Linked DNA regions of Homo sapiens: region 1 is linked to region 2. Evidence: chromatin loops called from intact Hi-C (ENCODE). Cell type or tissue: PC-3. All regions are shown on one strand. Each heading gives the region's core, and the rest is flanking DNA. Links, peaks and the distances in the headings are about the cores only.

Region 1 (11,162 bases), core at 2,303-7,302, 100 kb after region 2:
AAGGCTGCAGGACAGAGAGGGGACCAGGAGGGCCACCAGGCTGGAGCACGGGAAGCGAGGGAGAAAGAGGTCACAGCCAGGACATCTGGGGCCTGGTGGGCTACACTAAGGACTTTGGCTTTTATTCTGAGGGCAACAGGAAGCCACTAAAGGTTTAAACATAAATGGAAATGATTCTGAACAGACCTCACCTCCTTGACTGAGACCTCTCTACTCATTTCTCTGACCATTCGACTCTCCAACTTACTGGGCCCTAGTTTTAAATAAGCCCTTCTCTTCACTCCTGCTAAAGGGGTAGAAATTGGGCTGTCACTGGCCAGGCATGGTGGCTCATACCTGTAATCCCAGCACTTTGGGAGGCCAAGGTGGGAGGATCACTTGAGTCCAGGAGTTTGAGACCAGCCTGGGCAACATAGAGAGACCCCCTCTCTATTAAAAAAGAAGGAAGAAGAAAGAAGAAAGAAGAAGGAGAAGGAGGAGGTGGAGGAGAAGAAGAGGAAGAAGATGAAGAAGAAGAAGAGGAGGAGGAGGAGGAGGAAGAAGAAGAAGAAGAGGAAGAGGAAGAAGAAGAAGAAATTTAAAAACAGAAAGAAATGTGGTTGTCAGAAATTCCAGAGGCTGAATGGACTGTGCCCCCAGTTAAAGAAACTTTCATAAGTTTCCATCCCCTCGTCTGCTTTTAGGTGTTGGAACTCAGTGTGAAAATCCTCCTCCTGTCTGAGGTCTGACAAAGCAGAAGAGAAACTTGAGATCCTATCACTGATCTCACCACATCTGGAATGAAGATCAGGGCCTCAGACATTTAAATGAAAAGTCCAGATTTTCTTCCCAGCCTCCTCCCACCACACAACTGAAGTTAAGCAACAGGCATGCAACGGGTGGATGGCACATTCATCATTTTCTTCATTTACCAAAGCCACAATTAACTTTAATTAAAACTCACCCATCTGCTCCCCATTACCCCACCCCCACCTACAGAGGAAAACCCAGCTCACTCTCTACCTGTAACCCAGAAAAACAGAAACTGTTTTATGGGAGTGCATGGACCCAGAGCCTGTTTATGGAGTAATCATCTGTGTTCTGATCCCTCATTACACTGGACGGAGCCACTGGGCAAGAAAAACAGGTTGACATCTGAAAGAGATGCTGGGAAGCCTGAGATTCTGGTCTGTTTTCCTTCCCACTAAAGGATTGTCTTTCCCAGGTCCTTAAAGCATTCCTGGTTCCCACTCTACTTCTTTCTTTTCTTTCATTGGTTACACGAATATTTCTTGAGCTGTTAATATATGTCGGGCAAAGAGTTCTTGTACAAATCTTTTCTGGTGTGGTGGAATGAAAGAGCATGAATTGTAAAGTTGGACAACCTCAGTTTGGGGTCCAAAAAGTTTCGCTTTCCTGGAGCAAGTTATTTTACTTCTCAAAATGTTGGTATCTACTTTGGCAACCTACAGGCTGCTTTGAGCATTGACTATGACAATGAATATGAATGCTTTGTAAATTATAAAGTGCTTCAAAATGATGGCTGTTTTTTGAGGCTATTGCATTGGTTTGTACATGGATCTGCCTGTGGTCACTCACAACCTATGTATTGCTAAGGGAAGCTATTGGAGATCAAGTTTTACATTCATGTGCCCCATGCAACACCCCTTGAGCAGCCCTAACAATATGTTCCTATAGCCATGTGATTTTATACAATTTGGAAAATAAAAGTATTTTAACAGCATTTGTTTAAGATCACTGTCTTTCCTCTCTGACCTTCTCACCATCAGCGTTCTATTCAGTAGTGATGAGTTGGTGGCAGGCATTTTTGGCATCTGACTAAGGACAACTTGAGTTGGGGATACATGAAGTTTGGATTGAGTGGCATATATTTATGTGGTTTGCAGTCGCTTTTATGTTTAGTTAGGCTATTACCAGCCCTCTTGGTGTAGGAATGACTTCCAGAAATATTCCTAATCCCATTGAGCCAACTCATCTAGTGTCATAACACCAAAGTGCAGAGCCAAGGGTCAAATTGTGGTATGAACGTGTCCAACGGTGCCCACCACCAGAAATATATGTAAGTAATGGAGGGAAAATACAGTTTGAAATGTCTGGAGCCAAAAGCTAGTCTTCAGAAAATGCTTCCAATCATCAGAGGTATACAGTTTTAAATGGAAGATTCAGTTCTCATTGATACCTGGTTAAAACAAAAGTTTGCTACTATCAGAAATATACTTGATAGGAGAGTGTACACAATTATTAACACATAATACACATATATATTTTGATGGGAATGTCACAAAATAGGATTGGTCACAATTCCTGGATTTGTAGGGCATAAACTGTAGCAGTATCACCAACAGCAAGCCCATCTGTGTGGGAAGTCCCACATTTTATGCATCCAATCAGATCACATCACCTCTTAGCACATCTGATGCTCTTGGGCTGACGAGGTCTGTTCATTGACGAAAAGGCACACAACATTGACACAGAAATGGCAAAATGGCCTGAGGAGTTTTCTTATGTCAAAACTCCTATACATATTCATTAATAAATCAATGTAAGTAATAGTAATTTGATTACATAATTATAATTAGATTAATAATTATAATATAGTTCAACACAAGTACAATTTAAAATTGCTCTTCTGAGGCTGGGCCCAGTGGATCACGCCTCTAATCCCAGCACTTTGGGAGGCTGAAGTGGGCAGATCACTTAAGGTCAGGAGTTCAAGACCAGCCTGGCCAACATGGTGAAACCCCATCTCTACTAGAAAATACAAAAATTAGCCGGGGAGGCTGTGGTGGGCAGATCACTTGAGGTCAGGAGTTCAAGACCAGGCTGGGCAACACAGTGAAACCCCGTTTCTACTAAAAATACAAAAACTAGCCAGACATGGTGGTGGGTGCCTGACATCCCAGCTACTCAGGAGGCCGAGGCAGGAGAATTGTCGGAACCCAGGAGGCGGAGGTTGCAGTGGGCCAAGATCACGCCATTGCACTGCAGCCTGGGCAACAACAGCAAAACTCCATCTCAAAAAAAAAAAAAAAACAAGTGCTCTTCTGTATATTTTAATTTCAGATTAGTTTTATATATTTTTAAGAATTATTAATCATATAAAAATTACCAAAAAATTTATAGAGGTGTGTTGGACAGATAATGAATAAAAATATTAGTTTTTAAAAATGTGTTGATGTTTGTAATATCTGCCAGCATTTCTACATTTGAAAAATTACTATTATTACTTCACTTATTCCAAATGAATATTTATTTTGAATAAATAATAAATATTTGTGTATTATTTATTAATAGTAAATATTTATTAAGTAATAAATATTCATTATTTATACATACTTAATTTTATATCTTTTTTTCTTAAAGAGAATCCCCAAATTGTTTAAGCCCCAGGCCCTTCAAAGCCTGGATCCACTCCTGCTTGTATTTGGTGCTAAATATGGTTGCTCTGCCCCACTTTGCTGTAGACATGAGTCGAGGATCCATGCCCTACTCACTGCTCCACCCTCCACCATAAGCTCTAAAATCCAAGAATACACATTGCAGGTCCCAGCACCTGCCACCCAAGAGAAGAGACTGGGCATCCCAGAATCTGCCTAGGCAAATGTATTAGTCTGTTCTTACACTGCTAATAAAGACATACCTGAGACTGGGTGATTTATAAAGAAAAAGAGATTTAATGGACTCACAGTTCCACATGGCTGGGGAGGCCTCACAATCATAGCAGAAGGCAAAGGAGGAGCAAAGGCAGTTGTTACATGGCAGCAGGCAAGAAAGCATGTGCAGGGGAACCGCCCTTTATCAAACTATCAGATCTCGTGAGACTTACTCACTATCACGAGAACAGCACGGGAAAACCCGCCCCCATGATTCAATTACTTCCCACCGGGTCCCTTCCAGGACACATGGGGATTATGGGAGCTACAATTCAAGACGAGATTTGGGTAGGGACACAGCCAAACTGTATCAGCAGAGATTCTCATTAATGGGTTCTGAGCATTAGGGCTAGTATAGGAAGCCAAAAGAGGGTAAGGAAGCAAGAAAACTGCAGAGATTACCAAGCACATTCCTGTCAGATAAAAACCACACAGTGCCAGCTCACAATGAAGATATTAAAAGACTATTTACACATCTCCACCCGGAGTATTAGTTCAAGCAGCAATAACTAACCATAAGGAAATATCTCTGTGGTGGAGAATGTTAGTTGTCCACCAAAATCTATCTCCTTTTCTTCCAGAAATGTAGAGTTTAAGCCAGGCCATGGATACTTAACTAGAGATTCCACTTCCCAGCCTCCTTAGTGGCTGGCTGTGGACACATAACTAAGTTCACCAATGGAATGTGAGCCAGAAATGTGTGTGACTTGTGCCTGGCTTGCTTTTAAAAAGAAATTGCTTCCTTTGTCTTTTTCCCTTTTACCTCTCTGTGATGTAAAGTGATGACTTCCCAGTCATCTTCAAACACATGGATGAGGCTGGGTGCAGTGGCTCACACCTGCCCAGCACTTTGGGAGGCCAAGGCGGGTGGATCACCTGAGGTCAGGAGTTCAAGACCAGCTTGAACAACATGGTGAAAACCCATCTCTACTAAAAGTACAAAAATTAGCTGTGCATGGTGGTGCATGCCTATAATCCCAGCTACTCAGGAGGCTGAGACACAAGAATCACTTGAACCCGGGAGGCAGAGGTTGCAGTGAGCCAAGATCACACCACTGCACTCTAGCCTGGGTGACAGAGTGAGACTCTGTCAAACACACACACACACACACACACACACAAACACACACACACAGAGATGAGAACAATGCACAGAAATGCACAGAGCCAGAAATTCCCAAACTTCTCAGTTCACAGCACCCTTAGTGTCTCAGTAATTTTATCACAGTGCTCCCTGGCCAAAAGAAGTACCCAACAGTTCTGTGTATTGAGTAGTTTTATCCAAACAACCTAATAAGTTCGTGTATCCTAACAACTTAATGTCAAAAACTGTGAGGGGTCTGAGATTTCATCCTACTTGTAAACTAGCAAGTTAGTCTGCCACAGTTTTATGGATGCTGGCAGAAGACACAAGACTCCTGGGTCAGAAACTAAGGAATTTATTACTCTTGGCAGTAGCAATAGCCAGAGTGTCCTCATTAGCTCTGCTTTTCTGAGCCCTGATTCCTACAGTGCTATATGAAGAGGGACATATGGCACCTGCAGACACAGTGGGTTGTATTATAGGAGAGGTAGCCTGAATCTCAGGTTACCAAGCTTTGGTAATATGAATCTTTTATAATCAGCAGTAAGCCTGCCTGATCTTTGCCCTGGAGGGAGACATTATCTTTATTACTAGACAGTAAACAGACCTGCTCTTTACTCCAGAGGAAGTTGCTATCTCTGCCTCCCGAGGCTATTAGCTACACAAACATCTTGAAAATATAGTCTGGATCAAAGGCAGCTAGGGCCTTTGCTTATGACATGTGCAAGCCCATGAGAAATCCATGGAGAATTGTCTCCCAACACTTAGTAGTCATTTGCAAAAATAATTTACATAAATTGAAATAAAAACATTTTATTTTACTTTTAAACAACTGCAATTACTTTGTAATGGGAATGTGCACCTGTTGGGCACTGTACAAGTCCTCAGACCTTGGATTCACATTGGACACTGCCACCTTTATTACTGTTTCACACTGATTTTCTCATAATACTTACTTTTTGTCATAGCAACCACCAAAGACCTAGCTTTACAAAAACACGATGTCATCAAAAGGAAAGTAGTGCTAACTAAAGTTGATACTGTGAACTACCTAGTAGCTAGTAGTTTTTGTGGCATGTCAGATGTTGAGGATCACTGTGTCTTTGTTAAAAATTTGAAACATTCCATGGTGCCCCTAGCAGTTCACTGAAGCTCCCTGGGACAAGTTGGTACACAGTTTAGGAACTGCAGCCCTAAGCAATGGTGGAAGAAGCAATTGATCCTGAATGGCCTCATAAGTAGAGCTGTCTTGATAGCCTAGACTAATCAAATTGTTATATCAAAGAGAAATACATTTTTATCCTTTTTAAGTCTCTGAATTTTTGAGTCTCTTTTTTGCAGTAGCATAGCCTTTATCCTAACCAATGCAATCTCCTACATAATTTTGGCTGAGCCATACGATGTAGTTTTTCGTGATATATGTTCTCACATTGTGGGAAAAAATGTTTCCTATGTATTTCTTTTGTCTCTTCAACCTCAGTCATCACCTCAATCAACATTTATTGAGTCCCTGCTATGCTCTGGCACTGGGCTAAGCATCCTTCCAAGATCTAAATCCACTTCTATGTCACTGAGAACTAAAAATAAAATCCTAAGCCCTCAACCAACTGAACAGACCCCCTCTTGGCCAAGGGGACCCCAGAGAAACCTTAAAAACTTGAGTTCCCAGCCATGATGGGACAGGAGGCCAGATGGGCCTCATTGTGCTCCCCTCTTCGTGTAGTTTAGACACCACAGCTGACCAGCATTAATGTTAAATTCGAGATCATAAGACTCACAGAATAGACTCTTTGTGGCAATAAGATACCAAAGTATAAACAGGACCTAAGGCCATGCCAGAGAAAGGTTAAGTCACACACCCCTTACACTTAAAGAATAAACTATGTTTTGACTGCCACGGGACTTTTCTTTTTCTCTATCAGCTAAGCAAGTACTGTCCTTGAGATAAGCAATATTAAAAAAATTCAACTCCCTCACTGCCAGATGCTAAATGACCACCCCCCCACACACACACCCGTTTTACAAGCCACAACTACAGCTTTGATTGGACAATACACTAATTTCAGTAACTTTCTCCTGATAAGAGACTACTGACTGTGGACTGGTTCTAGCTGGTTTACAGAGGCTGGTCACTGAGTGCCTTCATGTCCCTGCTTCACCTTTTGATGCAGAGGGTCTAATTGTAATGCATTTAAATGTTGTCTTCTCATTTGTTAAAAGTGAACATGGATCTTATGTAACATATATGTTTATTTGGTAAACATGCATTATGATCTCCTCCATGAATATTCATAGCTCCTCCTGTAACCTGGTGAATACATATACCTGGCCAACACATTCAGCATAAATCCCTGTTCCACCCTCCCCTTCCTTGAAGTGCTTGCTAACAATCTCTGCCAGAGGCTACACTTTGCAGCCTGTGAGGACAGCCACCTTACGGGCTGTAACCCTTTATAGAAAATGTGGCACATGTACACCATGGAATACTATGCAGCCATAAAAAATGGTGAGTTCATGTCCTTTGTAGGGACATGGATGAAATTGGAAATCATCATTCTCAGTAAACTATCGCAAGAACAAAAAACCAAACACCGCATATTCTCACTCATAGGTGGGAATTGAACAATGAGAACACATGGACACAGGAAGGGGGACATCACACTCTGAGGACTGTTGTGAGGTGGGGGGAGGGGGGAGGGATAGCATTAGGAGATATACCTAATGCTAGATGACGAGTTAGTGGGTGCAGCGCACCAGCATGGCACATGTATACATATGTAACAAACCTGCACATTGTGCACATGTACCCTAAAACTTAAAGTATAATAATAATAAATTTAAAAAAAAAAAAAGTCTTTTTTCTGACCAGGTGCAGTGGCTCACACCTATAATCCCAGTACTTTGGGAGGCCGAGGCGGGTAAACCACTTGAGCCAGGAGTTCAAGACCAGCCTGGCCAACGTGGTGAAACCCCATCTCTACTAAAAATACAAAAATTAGCCAGACATGGTGGTGGGTGCCTGTAATCCCAGCCACTCAGGAGGCTGAGGCACAAGAATCATTTGAACCTGGGAGGTGGAGGTTTCAGTGAGTCAAGATCGCACCACTGCACTCCAGCCTGAGTGACAGAGTAAGACTCTGTCTCTGGAAAAAAAAAAAAAGAATTTTTTCTAAATGTATAAATTATGTGATTCTTTAGTTGACATTACTCGGTCTCCTCAGCTGCAGGCTCAGTCACTCTTGATCCTTAAACCAATTCTAAGCAAGTCCCTTACCCATTTACCTAGTTGGGTCTGGAAGTAACATTGGTGCCTTACTCCCAGGAGTAGCTGGTGTGCCCAGAGATGAGTTCCTGGGAATGCAAGTAAAATGAAGCCTCTGCCCTCCACTTATCCCCCTCAACCCCCTCAACATCACTAGTTTCCCAAGTTCCTGTACAAGGCTTCTCTCTCTATGACCTAGACATAGTCCCCTGCTGGGACTGAAGCTCCAGCTCACTCAGCTGGGACTAGGCATGTGACATCCTCTTGCCATTTCCCTCTCCCTAGGGGCTGGCACCATTCCTCCTTAGCCCCAGAAGCAGTCAGAATACTTGGAATCTGAACACCAGCACCCATTGAAGGTCAAGTGTTTCCAATGCTCAGTGGCTTCAGTTGCCCGCATCACTTATTGCATCAGATTCCCACGATTCAAATACAAACTTGCCATATGACTTTGGAAACGATTGTCCAAACTGCTGTCTGGAGGACAGCCCTTCGGCTGGATGAGTTTGCCAGCCCCATCCCGGCATTTCTCATGAGGTTATGAGTGTTTAGTTCAAGTCTGCCTTGCCCTGAAGCCTCTACGTTCCTTCTGGCATCTGCTGCTCTCTGGACAATTCCAGCACCAAAACCTGGATCACAAACTTTAGCGCTTACTCTCCTATCTGCTGATTATTTCTATGATATTCTTAACTTCCCAGAGAAAATGCAAGGCAGTGAATTTTTTTTTACTTACTAATTTTTAATTGTATTATACAAAGATCTCTGACATGCAAATAAAGACCCTAAACATTGTAGCATCCAACATGTCAAAGTAAGATGTAATCATGTTATGTGATGGTATTATAGTCAGAAGATCTTGGAATACCAGAATCCTGCACTGGACTTCCCTGCCAAGCTCACTGAAGGAGAATATGCACAAGGGACAAAGCAAAGTAGTCAAATCCACACCTAATGTCATTAATAGGTTCTCGGAAACTGCAACTTTAAGTGAACAATATATAACAGAAACCAATTTTACCATGTTTATTTTTGCATTTTTTTTAGTAGAGACTGGGTTTTACCACGTTGGCCAGGCTGGTCTCAAACTCCTGACCTCAAGTGATCTGCCCACCTTATCCTCCTACGTGCTGGGATTACAGGCATGGCCTGTTTCATTACAATGTTGATAAGAAAAAAAAAATCGCACTGCCCTTTAGGTTGATCTTTGATCCCCATGCTCTTCCTTCCCCACTTCAGTGGTGCTCTGGAAGCTGGAACCCATGATCTCCAAATGCTTAGGATAAAGATACTGGATGCCTTCCTTTCACAGGAGTTAACAGTGACAGCATGAGATCATCAGGTATTTCAGTAGAAACCTAAAAAATAGAAACAAATTAGGAGCAAAGGAGGAAAGGGGGCTAAAGTTTGTTGAACACCTTCTGAAATCAACAGAACAAAATCTCATGTGGGAGTGAGATTCCAAAGCAAATATCTGGGGCAAAAGTTGCCTATTGCCAAAATGAGTCTTGAAAATTTCTTAAATAACTCAGAAAATACTGCACACATAGAGACGTGTATATATTCTCTTATGCCAACATGTACGTATAAATGTAAAACACACTTCTTACATATATAATTAAAATTACATATAAAAACATATATAACTAAAATTACATATTAAAAGCGTATTTCAGGGCCGGGCGCAATGGCTCGCATCTATAATTCCAGCATTTTGGAAGGCCAAGGCGAGAGGGTCACTTGAGCCCAGGAGTTCAAACAACATAGTGAGACCCCATATCTACCAAAAAAATATAACAATTAGCCAAGTGTGTTGGTGTGTCCCTGTAGTCCCACCTACTTGCGAGGCTGGGGAAGGAGGGTTGTTTGAGCCCAGGAGTTCAGGCTACAGGGAGCCAAAATCATGCCACTGCACTCCAGCCTGGGTGACAGAGCAAGACTTCATTTAGAAACTAAAGCGTATTTCAGAATGTTTAATTACATAAAAGAGGAAAAAGGGGAAGAAAGGCCAGTGTTGTGGAATTCATGTAAGTTAATTATATGTATGATGTAACTCCTAAACTACTTTACATAATTTAATACTCTCAACAACACTGAAGGGTGATCACTATTGTCCTTATTTTGTAGAAAAGTAACTGGGGCTCAGAAAAATTAACTGATTTTACCAAAGTCACATGGCTACTAAATGCCACAGACAGGACTTGAACCCAGGCTTGCCTGGCTCCAAAGTCAATTTTTTCCACTTCACCACAGGGCCACTCTTCTTGACATCTGCTCCAGCAAGGGTTGGGAGGCCCCTGAACTTATGGACTTAACGATTTTGCCCCAAATTGGCTCTGGCCTTGTCCAGGTGAATATTTAAAATACATATTCTATTTATTTTATTTTTTGAGAAAAGTTCTCCCTCTGTCACCCAGGCTGGAGTGCAGTGGCACAATCTGAGCTCACTGCAGGCTTGACCAGGCTCAAGTGATCCTACCTCTGCTTTCAGAGTAGCTGGGACTACAGGCGTGTGCAACCAGGCCCAACTAATTTCTCTATTTTTTGTAGAGACAGGTTTCTCCAAGTTGCCCAGGCTGATCTCAAACTTATGGGCTCAAGTGATCCACCCGCCTCAGCCTCCCAAAGTACTAGGATTATAGGTGTGAGCCACTGTGCCTGGCCTTAATATGTATGTTAAATTATATGTAACAAATAACGTACAGGGAGATAGAGTCAGAAACAGCCTTTCCAACAAACTCAAGTTCACATATCACCTCAAATTTAGCATTTACAAAGTAAAACCCTTTTTAGTCTCACTCTGTATCCCAGGCTGGAGTGCCAAGACACGATCTTGGCTCACTGCAACCTCCACCTCCCAGATTTAAGCAGTTCTCCTTCCTCAGCCTCCCGAGTAGCTGGGATTGCAGGCACACACCACCACACCCAGCTAATTTTTGTATTTTTAGTAAAGATAGGGTTTCGCCATGTTGTCCAGGTTGGTCTCGAACTCCTGACCTCAGGTGATCTGACTACCTCAGCCTCCCAAAGTGCTGGGATTACAGATGTGAGCCACCACACCCAGCCTTCCTTTTATATTTCTTTATTTATTTTTTCTAATGGACATTGGGTATTGCTATATTGCCCAGGCTGGTCTCGAACTCCTGAGCTCAAGCAATCCTCTCAC
Region 2 (16,300 bases), core at 6,015-11,014:
TCTAATTTAATAATTCTAGTGGTAGGAAAAAAATTTGATTTGTATTTTTAACTTTTTTTGTTTGTTTGTTTTGAGACAGGGTCTCACTCTGTCACCCAGGCTGGAGTGCAGTGGCATGATCCATAGCTCACTGTAACCTCGAACTCCTGAGCTCAAGCAATCCTCCCACCTCAGCCTCCTAAATAGCTGGGACTACAGGTGCATGCCACCATGCTTGGCTAATTAAAAATTTTTTTTTGTAGAGACAGGGTCTCGCCATGTCGCCCAGGCTGATCTTAAGCTCTTGGCCTCAAGAAATCCTCCCACCTGGGTCCCCCAAAGTGCTGGGATGACAGATGTGAGGCACTGCATCTGGACTACCCGACTCATCTTTAGATGGCTCTGGAAGTCCTGGAAGAGGGCGTGGCCGCCAAACTGGTTTTGCGTCTTGGAGAGACACTGGGCACCCTAGTGCTTCTTCTCCACCAATTTGTGGAAGAAGTAGGCCAGGTGCTGTGGCTTATGACTACAACCCCAGCACTTTGGGAGGGTGAAGCAGTAAGATCACTTGAGCCCAGGGGTTCGAGACCAGCCTGGGCAAGACTCACTCTCTACAAAAATAAAACAAAAAGTTATCTGGGTGTGGTGGTGCACACCGGTTGTCTGAGGTACTCGAGAGGCTGAGTCGGGAGGATCACTTAAGCCCAGGAGGTCAAAGCTAAAGTAAGCATGATTGTCCCACTGCCACTGCACTCCAGCCTGGGTGACTGAGGGACACCCTTCCCTCCAACCAAAAAAAAAAGTGGCCCACGCCTTCCAGAGCCACATCATCATGGTTGAAATAGAAGCCCAGAGAGAAGTAATTGTAGGAAGCCCACAGATGGAGTTGATGGCTGCCTCCACATATGTCGAATAATTCTGCTAAATCTGGGAACTCATGGTTGGTCGGTCAGCAATAGGGAGCTAACCACAAAAATGGTGTGGCTGGTCCTAACACAGTCAGGTGGGAAGGGTTACCAGAAAAACTCCAACTAGCCTGTGCGCTAGGGTGGAGCCTTGAGAAGTTCACGCAGTTTGCAGCACGGAAGAGCCTGGCCCCTCCTCTTCCTGTGTGGAACCTGGGATTCAAACTGCGAGGCAGGAAGAGCACCAAGAGGAACTGCGGCCTTTCGGAGAGTCCCTGTTCCCCTCTTTTTTCCTTTTCACCCAATAAAGCTCTGCTTTACTCACCCTTCAAACCGTCTTCAAGCCTAAACTCTCGTGGCTGTGGGACAATGACTCCATCTTTAGCTGAACTAAGGAAAAGTCCTGCAACAGCCCCAGAAGCAGGAGATGGTGGAGAAGGTGATTCTGGAGGTTGCAGGTGGAGAGGAGATGGGAGGGCAGTCAGAGGCTAGAAGAAAGGGAGTCCCAGGTCCGTTTTATCCAAACATCGTTGAAGCAAGAGACAGATCCACAGACCAACAAACGCGCTAACAAGTGTCCTCTTAAGCACACGAAAATTGGGGAAAAATTTCCACCATCCACTTTGTCCCCTGGAGTTCTTAGTCCCACTTACAAGTTAAAAAGCGAGATGCAGGCCGGGCACGGTGGCTCATGCTTGTAATCCCAGCACTTTGGGAGGCTGAGGCGGGCAGATCAGCTGAGGTCAGGAGTTCAAGACCAGCCTGCCAACATGGTGAAACCCTGTCTCTACTAAAAATACAAAAATTAGCCCGCGTGGTGGTGGGCGCCTGTAATCCCAGCTACTCGGGAAGCTCAGGCAGGAGAATCACTTGAATCAGGGAGGCGAAGGTTGCCGTGAGCCAAGGTCTCACCATTGCACTCCAGCCTGGGCAACAAGAGTGAAACTCTGTCTCAAAATAAATAAATAAATAAATAAATAAATAAATAAATAAATAAATAATGAGATGCAGCGTTTTTCCTACCTTCCTTTTTGCCAAAAAGGACAATCACAATAGATAATTCTCAGCCCTTCTTTTTAAGGGATTTATGGTCAATGAGAAATAAAAATAAAATCCTAAGCCTCCCAAATGACTGAACGGACTATTTCTTGGCCAACGGGACTCCAGTGAAACCTTGGAAGCTGCATTCTCAGCCAAGACTGAATGGGGAGGTCGGACACACCTCATTAGAGCACAGATTGGTTCTGTCCAGTCTATGGAGAATGCGCGGTGAGGATTTCCATGACCTTTCCCCCACTTTTTGACTTCAGAGGACTGAAAATTCCATTCTTGGGCCGGGTGCGGTGGCTGACGCCTGTAATCCCAGCACTTTGGGAGCCCCAGGCCGGTGGATGGCTTGAGGTCAGGAGATCAAGACCAGCCTGGCCAACATGGCGAAACCCCATCTCTACTAAAAATACAAAAATTGGCCAGGCATGGTAGTGCGTGCCTGTAATCTCATCTACTCGGGAGGCTGAGGCAGGAGAATGGCGTGAACCCGGGAGGCGGAGCTTGCAGTGAGCCGAGATTGCGCCACTGCAGTCCGCAGTCCGGCCTGGGCGACAGAGCGAGACTCCGTCTCAAAAAAAAAAAAAAAAAAAAAAAAAAAAAGAATCGCTTGAACCTGGGAGGCGGAGGTTGCAGTGAACCGAGATCGCGCCATTGCAATATAGCCTGGGTGACAAAGCCAGACTCCTTCTCAAACAAACAAACAAGCAAACACTCCATTCTTGTATCAATGCTAACACCACCGTTTTGGGAACGTGGTTCCCATGGAGAGGCATGACGCTCAGTTGCACATGCACATGTTCCTCCTCTCATAATTATTCATCACTCCTCCTATACCTCATTGAATATGTATATTTGGCCACCCTGCTCACCATACATTCCTGTCTTATTCTTTCCACCGTTGAAGTGTCTGTTTCCGGGCCCTGGCTGGATGCTATGCCTCCCGGCTCATAAGAATGGCCACCCTACAGGATGCAAACTTGTAAGAGAAATAAAACTCTCCTTTCTGAATTATGAACTTCACCATTCTTCTGTTGACATTTGTTTCTATGTTGAGCAATGAAGTGATATCAAAAATTACTAATATAGTGTAAGGGAGAAAACACAATTTCTTTTTTTTTTCTTTTCTTTTTTTTTTTCTTCCATTTTTAGGTTCTTAGTTGAGACACTCTCCTAAAAACAAAAGTCAGATTAAAAAGAGGAAAACAAGCAGAAGTTCATTAGTGGATGCTGCGCCCACCATGCAAGACAGGCCTCAGTTTAAAAGTATTACTCAAGCTAGCTTGGGGCCTAGATTAAATACTATATTAACAAAGAGCCATAAATCCTACACAGTGACAAGACAAAGGAAAGAGTGGCTCCAGTCTTTTAAAAGGCAGGAAAATGTGGGAAGATCATAAAATCTGTTCCCCGAGTCCTCTGGTGCCCGCTGATGCCCTCTCTGGACCCATAAGCAAGTGCTGTCCCCAGTAAGGAAGGAAGAGTTTGCCACCAGGCAAATGGAGGCTGGGGCAGAGTGTTCCTCTGTGTTTTCAGTGTCTTTGACTTAACTCCTCAAAATTTTGGGGAGAAATATTTTAGGTTTTTTAAATGGCATTACAAAGTTCAAGCTATTTTGGCATTTAGTAGATACTCGCTACAAGTTGGGAGAATTACGTTTATTTCATTTTTTAAAAGTGTCTTAAGTGCCTATTATGTGACAGACACTGTGCTAGGTAGGGCAAGAAAGCATGGTGAACAAGACAGAGATTTCTACTTTCAGTAAGTTTTTATTCTGAGGAACTGTATTCGTTAGAGTTGGATAACGACCATAACAAAAACACATAAATACTCAATTCTCAGTGGCTTAGCACAATAAAAAATGCATTCTTCACCAAGTTCATCTTAGAATAGTGTGGATTGCTGAGAAGACAGGTATTCTGTTCCATGCAGTCCTTCAGGATCCCAGCCTCCTTCCATATTTTTTTATGTCCACAAAGTCTTCTCCATTAAGCCAGCAGATTAAGAAAGAGAAAGCCAGGAGATTGCACAGGTAGTTTTTATGGCCAAGCTTGAAAGTGGTATACACTACTTTACTCACATTCCATTGACCAGACTCAGTCACATGGCCACACCTAACTGCAAAGGGGATTGAGAAAGGTAGCACACAAGAAAAGAAAACATGATTTGGTGAACATGTAACAGCCTGTACTGCAGGAAACAGAATAAATAAGTGGATATAATCCAGTGTGGTAACTGCTGTAACATGGGGAGGTAGAGTGCCTGATAACATAGAAGAAGGATACCCAACCCAGATGGGGTTTAGGCAGGGAGAATATCTGTACGAACTGATGTCTAAGCTGGAGCAGAAAAAAAAAGTCCATTTCTCTTTAGAATAGTGTAACTTGTTCACTAATGAGATACCCCTTGCATGAACAATTTGTTTAAATCCAAAAACACTTTTTTACAAGGTAACCATTAGAAAACAATAAGCCCTTTTAATGGGTTGCTCTGGTTCCCTGCTTTAAGAAATAGCATAATGTGGCATACACTATTGACTGTCCAATAGCCGTTCCTTCCTTCTTCCTTGATAAGAAAATGCCAGTTTTCTTCAGCCATTAGTCAACAATGTGTTCTAGGAAAATGGGCTCTAGGAAATGGGCTATAATTGGTCTAAGCCAACCATGGTAATCCAATCCACCTTTCATTCATTCAACAAATATTTAATAAGCTCCTGCTATGTGCCAGTCTGTTCCAAGTGCTGATTGTCTTTACCAATTATAGGCATGGAGTGGGCATGTGGCCCAACTCCAGACACTGAGAGGTAAGGGAAGACTGCTAAGGAGCTTCTGGGAAAAGGCTTTTCCTCTGTGATAAAATAAAATGAGAGATGCCTGAAAATAAAGCCAGGACCTTTCCTGTGTTTGGATGATGTCATGTAGGATGTGATGCTTGGAACTGGAGCAATCATCTTGGGACCATGAGGAGAAAGAGAAGAGAATCCCAGAAAGGATGATTGAGAGCTCTGGCCTAGTCAGGCTGTTGAATTAACTGAACCTGGAATGACCTACAGAAAAACAAAAAACCTGATATGCCACTTTCAGTTGAGTATTCAGTCACTTGTAGCAAAAAGTATCTTAACAAGTATGCATGATTTTGAATTTTGTTTTCATTGTTTGTTGTGGATTAGAATGGGTGAATTTTCTTTTTTTTTTCTTTCTTTCCTTCTTTCTTTCTTTCTTTCTTTCTTTCTTTCTTTCTTTCTCTTTTCTTTCTTTCTCTCTTTCTTGCTCTGTCTTTCTTTCTTTCCTTTGTTTTCTTTTTTTGAGGTGGGGTCTCACTCAGTCACCCAGGTTAGAGTGTAGTGGCACGAGCTCGACTCACTGCAACATCTGCCCCCTGGGCTCAAGTGATCTTCCCACCTTAGCCTCCCAAGTAGCTGAGACCACAGGTGTGCACTGCCACACCCAGCTAAATTTTTTTTTTTTTTGCATTTTTGGTAGAGATGGGGTTTCTCCCTGTTTCCCAGGCTGGTCTCCAACCCCTGAGCTCTGGATATCCATCTGCCTCAGCCTCCCAAAGTGCTGGGATTATAGGCATGAGCCACCATACCCAGCCTTGGTGAATATTTCAATAAATGGATGAAGAATCTGACTTTTTCATTTTCTTCCTAGCTGTGTTGTTGATCCTACAGGAATTTCTGTCCTAGGCATCTTTGTGGACAACAATCATATTCCATTATCTTGTTGGCGGCCCCTTTGGCCACTGCAGATTCCCTGTTGGAAGCTGATGTGTTTGGAGCAAAGTCGCATTCTCTATTCTGGATGAGGTTATCTTTCTCTAGGTCCCCTACCTGTGGCCCCTCAGGGAGGACTTCCAAATGAGGCTGTTTGTTTGTTTGCTTTTAATGTAGAAGAGGCGTCTCCTCATTTGAAGAGTCAGCTTTCTTTCTGTGAACCTCGTCAGCCTCCCTCTCTCCTCTCTCTCTTTCCTCCTCTTTTGTTTTTTTGTTTTTTTTCCCCCACCATGCAATGAGTTGGGCTGTGAGCTATACTTTGTGGCTGGTGAGATTTTTGGAGGCCTCCCCGAACCTTGTGTCCCCTCTCGAACCTCATCTTGAGTTGTAATCCCCAGGTGTTGAGGGAGGAATTAGGTGGGAAGTGATTGGACCATGGAATTGGTTTCCCCCATGCTGTTCTCATGATAGTGAGTGAGTTCTCATGAATCTGATGGTTTGGTAAGGCAGTTTTCCCTGCTCTTGCTAGCTCTGTCTTATCTGCCGCAATGTAAAGAACGTCTTTGCTTCCCCTTTGCCTTCCGCCATGACTGTAAGTTTCCTGAGGCCTCCTTAGCCATGTGGAATTGTGAGTCAATTAAACCTCTTTTCCTTATAAATTACCCAGTCTCAGGTAGTACCTTTGTAGCAGTGTGAGAATGGACTAATACACTTGTTCAAAACAGAAACCTGGCAAACTTCATGCCCTAATTTAGAACTTTCTGCCTGAACTCAGTGGAAGCCCAGCTGAGGAATTAATTGGTATGTCAATAATACTTGAACTGAATATTGAAAATATTTTGGAATAAGCTTTAATTTTGGAATAAGTAGGTCAAATAGCTTTTTACTGGAATGATTTGGCCTAGATTCACAGATATTTTGGATGCCACTGCTTCTCACTATCTTGATGATGACAACAAAGGGGATATCTTTTCTATGCACTGTGAGACTTGGGTGCTAGTGCATGTTCGCTCTGCTTATAATCTAAAAGATCATCCTTTGGGACTTACATGTCTTTCCATTTCTTATGTTATTGGCTGTTTTGACTAGTAGCTATCATTTGAGGAAGAAGGATTGGATAGGTCAGGATATTGACAGAAAATAGATGGCAGAGGTAATTGAAGGCAGTTTAATGAAGGAACTCTACAAAGGTATGAAGAATATTAAGGGACACCAACAAGGGATAGTGAAGCATTGGGGCTAACAACAGTTACCACCTCTAGGCTTGGGTCAAAGGGAGGGTCAAGGGGAAGAAGATGTTACCAAAAGCTGGAGAGACCTGTAGCTGTGTAGAGGGCCCTCCTGATAGAGGCCATTGTCTTGAGAAGAAGAACGTAGTCACTGCTAAACTGCAAGTCTAGAAGCCCAGAGCTGCAGCAGATTTGAGGGAGTTGGAAATAAACCACTGCTTTGAAAACACTAAGACTGGAGGTTTTTTGTTAGTGCAGTTAAACCTAGTATTTCCTGAATAATGCAGAGACTCAGGCTCTTTCTGCATGGTTGTCCTCCAACCCTAAGGTGTTGCTGTCACCCATGCAGCTTCGACAGTAAGATGGCTCATTACTATGCTTGCATTCTAGGAAGTGGGAAGGAGAAACAAGAAAGCATACTTATTCCTTTTAGAGGCATGACCCTGAAGTGCACATATTACTTTCTTGGCCACACGTAATGTTCTAGTTATCTATTGCTGCATAACGAATTATCCCAAAGCTTAGCAGATTAAAACAACAAACATTTATGATATCAAATAATTTCAGGAGCAGCTTAGCTGAGTGGTAGTGGCTAAGGCGCTGCAGTTATCTGAAGGCTCAACAGGGTCTGGAGGATGTACTTCTAAGCTTACTTACTTGGTTGTTGGCAGAGCTCACCTCCTCACTGGCTGTTGTCAGGAGGCCTCTGTTCTTTGCCACATGAGCTTCTCAACATGTAGAGCTGCTCAACATGCTTCTCCCAGAGCAAGTAATCCCAGGGGGAAGAGAGAGAGAGAGAGAGAGAGAGAGAGAGATAGAGAGAAAGCTTAGTGTCCTTTAGAACCTAATCTCAGAAGTGACCTAGAAGTATTTCTGCTTAATTGTGTTAGTCAATTCTGTGGCACAATGTACCAATTCTGTGGCACAATGTGGGCAGGGACTATGCAGAGGTGTGAATACCAGGAGGCAGAGATTGTTGGAGGCATCTTGGGGGCTGGCTAAAAACCTGACTATAAAGTAAGTGAGAAAACGTAGACTTTAGACACGCAGCCATCTCCCAGATAAAACTACTGAAAGAAGGGAAAAAGAGCTAGGGGACAATCAGAATTCTCTCCCTTAACCTGCCCTTCTAGCTACATAAATACACATATGTAGTCTCCTTTTCATACATGAATACATGAAATGAAACTATTTCTCTAGATTACAGTTCCTGTGCCCCTGAGGATTCTTCCTCTTAGGGTCACTATCCCAGGACACTTGACTTCTTCACTCCCAGAGAATGCCAAGTTTCTATCTAAAGAGCTTTTTTTTTTTTTTTTTTTTTTTTTTTTTTTACAGGAGTGGGAAGAGAGAGCTTCTATCTGGAAGAAGAAAGAAAGAAGAAAGAAACGCCTTCTGCATTACTAATCTGGAATGCTAGGGCTGATTCATATGAACCATGAGTCAGTTTGTCATTGCATTTAGTAGTTGGATGAGTTATATAAGTTGAGATTCAAATAAACGTTTCTTATGTTTTTCTAAGTTTAGTTGGCAGACTCTTCTAAGAAGCCACATTGATATTTGTTTACAGGAGCACATTCCTCATGCAGCAGCACTCACTATCTGTAATGATACAATTGTCTTGGTGAAGGTAAAGGAGAGGGTCTCTAGGAACCTTTGCTCCTCTGTTTCTATAATTGTTTCTATAGAGCTCACCAGGCTCATAATGCCAGGTTTCATAAAACCAAAAATCTTATCTCCTGCCTTGCCAATATAAGCTGTGGCTGATGTCCCGGATCCTTGCCTGACTTGTGTCCACTTCACTACCTCTTAGCACGTCCATCATGGGAAAAGAATGTGAAATTTCAAATTATTTGTATTATTACCACAATTGTTATTAGTCACTCTGACATTGAGTTGAGACAAGGATACATTTGAACAGTTGATATGAGGTTTTTTTTTTTTTTTTTTTTTTTTTTTGAGACGGAGTCTCGCTCTGTGGCCCAGGCTGGAGTGCAGTGGCGCAATCTCGGCTCACTGCAAGCTCCGCCTTCCGGGTTCACGCCATTCTCCTGCCTTAGCCTCCCGAGTAGCTGGGACTACAGGCGCCCACCATCACGCCTGGCTATTTTTTTTTGTATTTTTAGTAGAGACGGGGTTTCACCGTGTTAGCCAGGATGGTCTCGATCTCCTGACCTCGTGATCCGCCCGCCTTGGCCTCCCAATATGAGGTTTTTAAAGGACCTTTCAGTGGACAATAGAAGATGTGGAACAAAGTTTACACATGAGGACCAGAGTTGAGAGAGAGTAGCAAAAAGTCTCCAAGAAGGTAACAGGCCAGGTGCAGTGGCTCACACCTGTAATCCCAGCACACTGGGAGATGAGGCAGAAAGATTACTTGAGCCCAGAAGTTCGTGACCAGCTTGGGCTGTCAAGAAAGAAAAAAAATAGCCACGTGTGGTGGCAGGTGCCTGTAATCCCAGCTACTCTGAAGGCTAAGGCAGGAGGATCCCTTGATCCAGGGAGATCAAGGCTGCAGTGAGCTATGATTGCACCACCATATTCTATGTAGCCTGGGTGACAAAGCAAGATTATGTCTCTATTTGTTTTTTAATTTTAAATTTTGAAATAGAGATGAGGTCTCACTATTGCCCAGGCTGGTCTCAAAGTCCTGGGCTCAAGCGATCTGCCCACCTCAGCCTCCCACAGTTCTGGGATTACAGGTGTGAACCACCATGCCCAGCTGAGACCTTTTCTCTTAAAAAAAAAAAAAAAAAGAGGGTAACTTATCTGCCATACATTTGTATATAGTTTTAAAAATTATGTAACCCCTTGAGGTCCATAAATTCTCCACTTGTCAGGGGTTATCTTTTCTTTTAGTATGTAAAAATAATTTTTCTCAAGTTCCCATTGGCTGAGAAAAATCTAGTGCTACTTCTGGTTACCTCTTACTATGAATCTCTGGTTCCCCTATATTCTTAATTACACTAGGGGCTGAGATTCCTCCCTCCATGCACTTCTCTCTTCCTTTATTTGCTCTCCCATTAGTAAGGGCTCTTTTTTATTACAAATGACAGATACACTGAGAAAGGGATTCACTAGTTCACAGAGCCAGGAAGGCTGGGGTAGCCCAGGGAAGAGTGGGAACCAAGGCCTCAGGACTTTCTCATTCCCATCTGCCTGGCTTCATTCCCTCCCTTTACAGAATGGCTTTCTCCATGAGTCCGAGTCAAAGGCTACCTGCAGCCCCAGCCCTCCATCTTCACAACTCTCCATGAAAGGTGACAATGTAGAACCATCTCTCCAGGTCCAATTGCAACAATTCTGGCAAAGGACTTTGGCCCAGCCTAGGCAACATAGTGAGATCCCATCTCAAGAAAAAAAAAAAATTAGCCAGGTATGGTGGTGCATGCCTGTAGCCCAAGCTACTAGAGAAGTTAAGGTAGGAGGATCCCTTGAACCTGGGAGGTCGAGAGCCCATACTTGGTTCAGTTCATGTATGCCAAGGGTTATGACGCTGTCATTGGCCAGCCTGGGTCTAACTGTCATGGGGGGAGAAATCTGGGGAACTGTGATTAACGGCTCTATCAGGACCACATGAAGTAGAAGTAGTTCCCCAAATGTGAAGGTGCTATTACCAGAAAAGAGGCAGACAGAAGCCAGCACTTTCACTGTCTACGGCCTCCTGCAAGCGCGGCTCAAGCAGATCCTTCCCCAATCCCTAAAGCATCACCAGTACAAGGCCATTTTGTGAGACAGAGCTGTTGGGAAGGTTGAAGACAGCAAAAAACAATTACAGCATAGTGACAGCAAGCCCAGCACTGTATAGATAGTCATTGAAAATAGAACATTTGATATTTTAAAGTTCCTAAGCCCAGTCCACCAGCCTCTCACTGGTGCCTTCTGGGTCAGCTGACATTGTGCCTGCCGTCCCTTACCAAATCGTTCTCCTCCACCTCTCCATTCTCCAAGTGCCCATGGATCCTAAACGTCATCCTACCTGAATCTCCGTGGGACAAATGGTATTTTATTGTGCACAGCCACTGAGTTCTTTTTTCCTCGTCTTCTAGACCTATATTTCACAGCCCCCAAAACTATTAAGATGTTTTCCTAGGCCGGGTGTGGTGGCTTATGCCTATAATCCCAGCACTTTGGGAGACTGAGGCGGGCAGGCCACCTGAGGTCAGGAGTTCCAGATCAGCCTGGCCAACATGGTAAACGCCTGTCTCTATTAAAAATACAAAAATTGGCTGGGTGTGGTGGCATGCGCCTATAATCCCAGCTACTGGGGAGGCTGAGGCAGGAGAATCGCATGAACTCGGGAGGCAAAGGTTGCAGTGAGCCGAGATTTGAGCCATTGCACTCCAGTCTGGGCAATAAGAGCAAAACTTCATCTCAAATAAAAAAAAAAAATATGTTTTCCTGAACAAGACAGCCAATTTTTTCCTTAGGAAGCATCCTTCCATCCTCTCAGAACAATGGTTCAATCTGCTGCTAGCTTCTGAATTAAGTTCTTCTCCCTGTTGCATGTGTATTTATGCATAGAAAACATGCCTTCCCCCAATATGATATAGCATAATATTAAGGTTAGTAAGACGTTACCTCTGTGTGGTGGGATCATGGGTAATTTTTTACAGTGTTTTAAACATTTATTAGTTTCATTAGGCAGGGGTTTCCCTCTCCCTAATTTTTGGAGCCCGATCATGTGTAATTTTTATGAGTTTTGTTGGTTTTATCATTTCTTTCTTTTCTTTTTTTGCTTATTTCTATTTCTACAATGAACAACTGAAAATGGTACAAGGCAAGAAAGGAGTGAAGAACAGAACCTGCTGCTTAAGTCCCTTTTATCAAGAAATGCAAAAGCCTTCCCCAAAGGCTTTTTGACCTCCCGCCTTTGACCTGATCCTTGTTGGATAGACTGTGTCATGTGACCACACAGCCTCAAGGGAGAATGGAAAAGAGAGGATTTAATGTTTCCAGCCCTTACAGTCTCATGAAAGAAGTGTGACAACAGAGAAGGGGCTTGGGTATGATGATGGGTCCAGCTAACCTACAGTGTCTGCAACTGCACACCTAGGATACAAGGTGGAGACAGAGGGCACTGTGCAGTTTTTCTGAGTCTAGGGTGGGCATTATTGTTTTGGTGTATGACCCTGGGTGTCCAAAAGAGACTCCTGACAATAAAACTTAGAGTTCTGCGTTCTTGTGAAGACTTATCTCAGGCATCAAAGTAAACCTTGCCCTGTCTGTTAGTACTTTGTAGCAGTAGCAATTATTATGACTATTTACAAAGTGCTTTTTAAAAATTTAGTAGAATGTTGCTATCCCTGTTTCACAGTTGAAAAAGCAAACTCAAGGAGATTAGTACTGGTAACATACTTGCATTTAAAAGGACACTGAACCCTCATTCCCTCCCATCACATGCCATTCAAGGACTCTAGACTATTGGGCAGAGGAAGTGATTCTTTTACCATAAATGGGGCTTCTGGGCCCAAGTTAAAGGCACACTCTCTGCCCAGCTGGTTTTGTCCTGGATTGTTCTTTTTTTTTTTTTTTTTTTTTTTAACAGGGTCTCAATCTGTCATCCAGGCTGGAGTGCAGCAGCATGATCTCAGCTCACTGCAGCCTCTGCCTCCCAGGCTCAAGCAATCCTCCCACCTCAGCCTCACATGTGGTTGGACTACAGGTGCATGCCACCAGTCTCCACTAATTTTTGTATTTTTAATGGAGACAGGGTTTCACCATGTTGTCCAGGCTGGCCTTGAACTCCTGGGCTCAAGTGATCTGCCTGCCTCAGCCTCCCAAAGTGCTAGGATTACAAGTGTGAGCCACCGTGCCTGGCTGTTGCTCTGGATTGTTCTTGAATCATCTCTCTAGTGTGTTGGAAAGACTTCTGACCTGGATCTTAGACCTGGTTTAGTATTCCTCTCATTGCCTGACATGGACCAATCACCATACTCAGTCTGCTTTGTCCACAATTTAGATCCCCACTACTTAGGTTGCAGGAGAGGATGCTAGATATGAGTCTGTTTTGCTCAGACCCTGGTGCACTGTGTATTTGTTGTCAGAAGAAAAGTTTTAAGATACAGGAAGAGGAAGCTTGCCCAGGGATGTTTAATAGGATCTTGTAAACATCTGTATTCTAAATAAATAATTGTTAGTGTTTCCACTTTTGGTTTCTTAATTTTAGAGAACCAGAAAGACTGTTCCTGAACTAGAGGTAAGAGTTCAGAAGTGTATACCTGTGTCATCCCAGGCTGGATTAGCAGGTGTAGTTATCAGCCTTTCCAATATCCATCTTTCCCTTCTTCCTTACGAACAGAACCCTAATTTTGCTCAAGGCAGCACTATGCTCATTTACAAGTGCCCCAATTCCCAGACTCCCTTGCAGCTAGGAGTGGCCATGTGACTCACTTTGGCCAATGTGATGTAGGTGGAAGTTGTTAGGTGGGGGCTTCCAGGAAATCTTTTTAGAGAGGAAAGTCTTAGCTGGCATTTGCCCTATGCTTTCCCTCCCTCTTTCTCTTCATTTTGTTTGAAAGGCAGATGCAGTGTCCAAGTATCCATGAATACAAAAGCTGTGTACTACAGATAGTAAAATGGGAAGATGGAATGACCCCAGCTCCTTGACAACATTAGGGAGCTACTCTAACAGCCCTGGATTACCTACCTGGTGATGTCTTACTTAAACACAATCAAGAAAACAAAGAAACAGCCAGGCTGGTGGCTCACACCTGTAATCCCAGCACTTGGGGAGGCTGAGGCGGGTGGATCACTTGAGGCCAGGAGTTTGAGACCAGCCTGGCCAACATGGCGAAACATTGTCTGTACTAAAAATACAAAAATTAGCTGGGTGTGTTGGTGCATACCTATAAGCCCAGCTACTCAGGAGGCTAAATCAGGAGAATCGCTTGAACCTGAGAGGCAGAGGTTGCAGTGAACCAAGATCATACCACTGCACTCCAGCCTGGGCAACAGAGTGAGACTCTGTTTCAAAAAAAGAAAAAAGAAAAAGAAAAAGAAAAAGAAAAGAAAACAAAGAAACAAGCCTATTTGCTTAATCCATTGTAATCAAGTCACTCTTCCATGCAATCAAACACAGTCTTAACTGATAGACTATTAAAATGGTGTCTTACTCTGTTTGGCTGCTATAACAAAATATCTTAGATTGGGTAATTTGTAAACAACATAAATTTATTGCTCGCAGTTCTGGAGGCTGGTAACTCCAAGATCAAGGCACCAGCAGACTATGGTGAGCCCTCAATCTGGTGAGGGTCCATTCCTCCCAGGTGCTTCCTATGTATCCTCACATGACAGAATGGCAAACAAGCTTGCTCAGGCCTCTTTTATAAGGCAGTAATCCCATTCATGAGGGTGGAGCCCTCATGACCTGGTCACCTCCCAAAAGCCCCACCTCCTAATATCACCACCTTAGGGATTAAGTTTCAACATATGAATTTTGTTGGGGGCCGGGGTGTGGGCGGGGGGGATGGGACACATTCAGGCCATAGCAGACATCTAGTGTGCTATGATAGTAAATGAATGCAAATTGAGTGTAGAGTTTGTTAGAACAGTGCTGCTCCAACTTCCACGTGCATATAAACCGCTTGAGGGCCTTCTTAAAAATGCAGGTTCTGATTCACTGGGTCTGGAACGGGGTTTGAGATTCTGCATTTCTCACCAGGTTGAAGCTAATGCTGATGAGGCTGGTCCTGGAACACACTTTGAGTAGCAAGGATTTAGAAAATGGCAGCTCTCCTGGTCAGTCAGCTCCTACCACATAGGAGCTATTATTTTGTTTCTCTTTGATATGTTTCTTATTTCGTTAAAAACCTGCAGAGAACTCACTCAGTGCATCTTCAACAAAAAGTTAAGGTTTTATTTAGAATATCATTTTAGAGACAAAAAGCAGTTCACTTTATTTAGCAAAATAAACTTAACCAATGCATTTAAATATAGTAAATTCAAGAACTTTGGTGGTTTTTTTTCTTAGATGCTTGCTTTTTTGCCAGTTGGAGTTTCTGTCTTCTGGCCCAACAGGCTTCTTTCCAAGTTAATGCAGCTATATTCCAAGGAAGTGTTTTATGAAATCTGAATACTCAAACACCCCTTCTGTATTTTCACTCAACCATCATTGTATTAGATGATACATAAGGAAAGTGACTTAGGGAAGTAAGTTCAGAAGGAAATGTGTTCCCTTCTCCCTCATATTATCTTTTCAACAGAGGCCTGGATTGCTAAATGGATTATGAAAGCAAATTGCTACTGGGAGGTGATGGTCAAAAGCAAACTTAGATGGTTTTCACACCATCTGTCATCATGACTCAAAGGGAAATGCTAGCCACACCATTTTTCCAGTGAAGCCACTGCTTTACACAGAAGATACACATAGCTTCCTATTGTTATTTTCTTTTCTAATTATGTACATTTAGAAAAAAAATACAACACTGTGTTAAACAGCAGGACAGCTAGCAATGGAACATACAACACTATGCTGAAAAACCACAACAGCTTGGTTAAGCGGAGGAGAGAAACAGAGATGGCCTTCATGGAGTGAAGCTGTCAATGCCTGCCATCTCCTTAGTCTGTGACGGATCTGCACTCTGAGGGCAGGCCTTCTGAGCGCCGCCACTTTGCCAGGCGCTGCTTAAACCATTTCTGGAAGAGAGAAATGAGAAAAAATATTTGTCACATACAGAAAAACTGAAATGCCTGTTCCCTTTCTAAAAGGTAGCCTCTGTGGCACAAGTGGAAAGGAGAGAATCAAGGAATGTTCCCATAGGGATGGTTCTCACTGTGACACTAAACTTTCCTGCCTCAGGACCTTTGCACATGCTATTTCCTATGTTTAGAATATTCTCTCTTTATTCTTTATCTGATGATCTCCCTGTCATCCTCACATCTCAGCTTAAACAGGACCTTCTCAATGAAGCCTTCCCTGATCACTCTATCTAAAATGGGTTTCCCACTCATCTCCTTACTTCCCAATTTAGTATTTTGTTACTTTCACAGAACTTTTAGCATCTGTCATGATTTACTTGTGTATTCACTTGTTTTAAATCTATATTCCCTTCTAGAATGTAAGATCCATGAAAGCAGAGACTGTATTCATCCTATCACCATTGCATCCTTAGCCACTAGTACAAAGGTTTAAGAGTTAGAAATTAATCAATATTTGCTGAATAAATAAAAGAAGTTAAAGCATCTCCTTAATGCCCCAGATAGATCTCTATGGCTGCTGTATTTCATCAATGTATGCTCAGCTCACCAAAGGCCTTCCTCATTGGTAGCAGTTAGTAAGAATTTGTTGAATAAGATTAATAGGTAACTGAGCGCTGCACAACCTCAGAGCACTCCTTGGGGATGCATGGAGTAGGCCAGCCCAATCTATCCTGCTCCAGGGCCACTGAGCAGTGAGAGAAGCTAAAGTGGGCCTACCACTTTAC

Evidence for each region. Peaks named below come from ENCODE experiments on the same cell type or tissue, not always from the same donor. Only the 100,000 strongest peaks of a DNase experiment are listed, where the experiment ranks them.
Region 1: it touches region 2 in a loop (4-fold over the local background); 4 of 110 quality-filtered maps call a loop at or near these places.

What each region holds. Positions count from the first base shown.
Region 1 is chr4:56,738,489-56,749,650 of GRCh38, forward strand. No RefSeq gene overlaps it. Among named protein-coding and RNA genes, the nearest start is that of CHAER1, 40 kb to the left of the region's middle. In PC-3, for the core only: no CTCF peak of the experiment used is centred there; no DNase peak of the experiment used is centred there; H3K27ac peaks cover 263 bases.
Region 2 is chr4:56,633,286-56,649,585 of GRCh38, forward strand. HOPX (HOP homeobox) reads right to left here. Exons shown (of 4, transcript NM_032495.6): 4 at 14,713-15,512. The coding sequence ends at 15,435. Among named protein-coding and RNA genes, the nearest start is that of HOPX, 40 kb to the right of the region's middle. RefSeq lists enhancers at 2,372-2,872, 7,466-8,665. In PC-3, for the core only: a CTCF peak has its summit at 8,329; DNase peaks (open chromatin) are centred at 8,336 and 8,666; H3K4me3 peaks cover 345 bases; H3K27ac peaks cover 2,245 bases.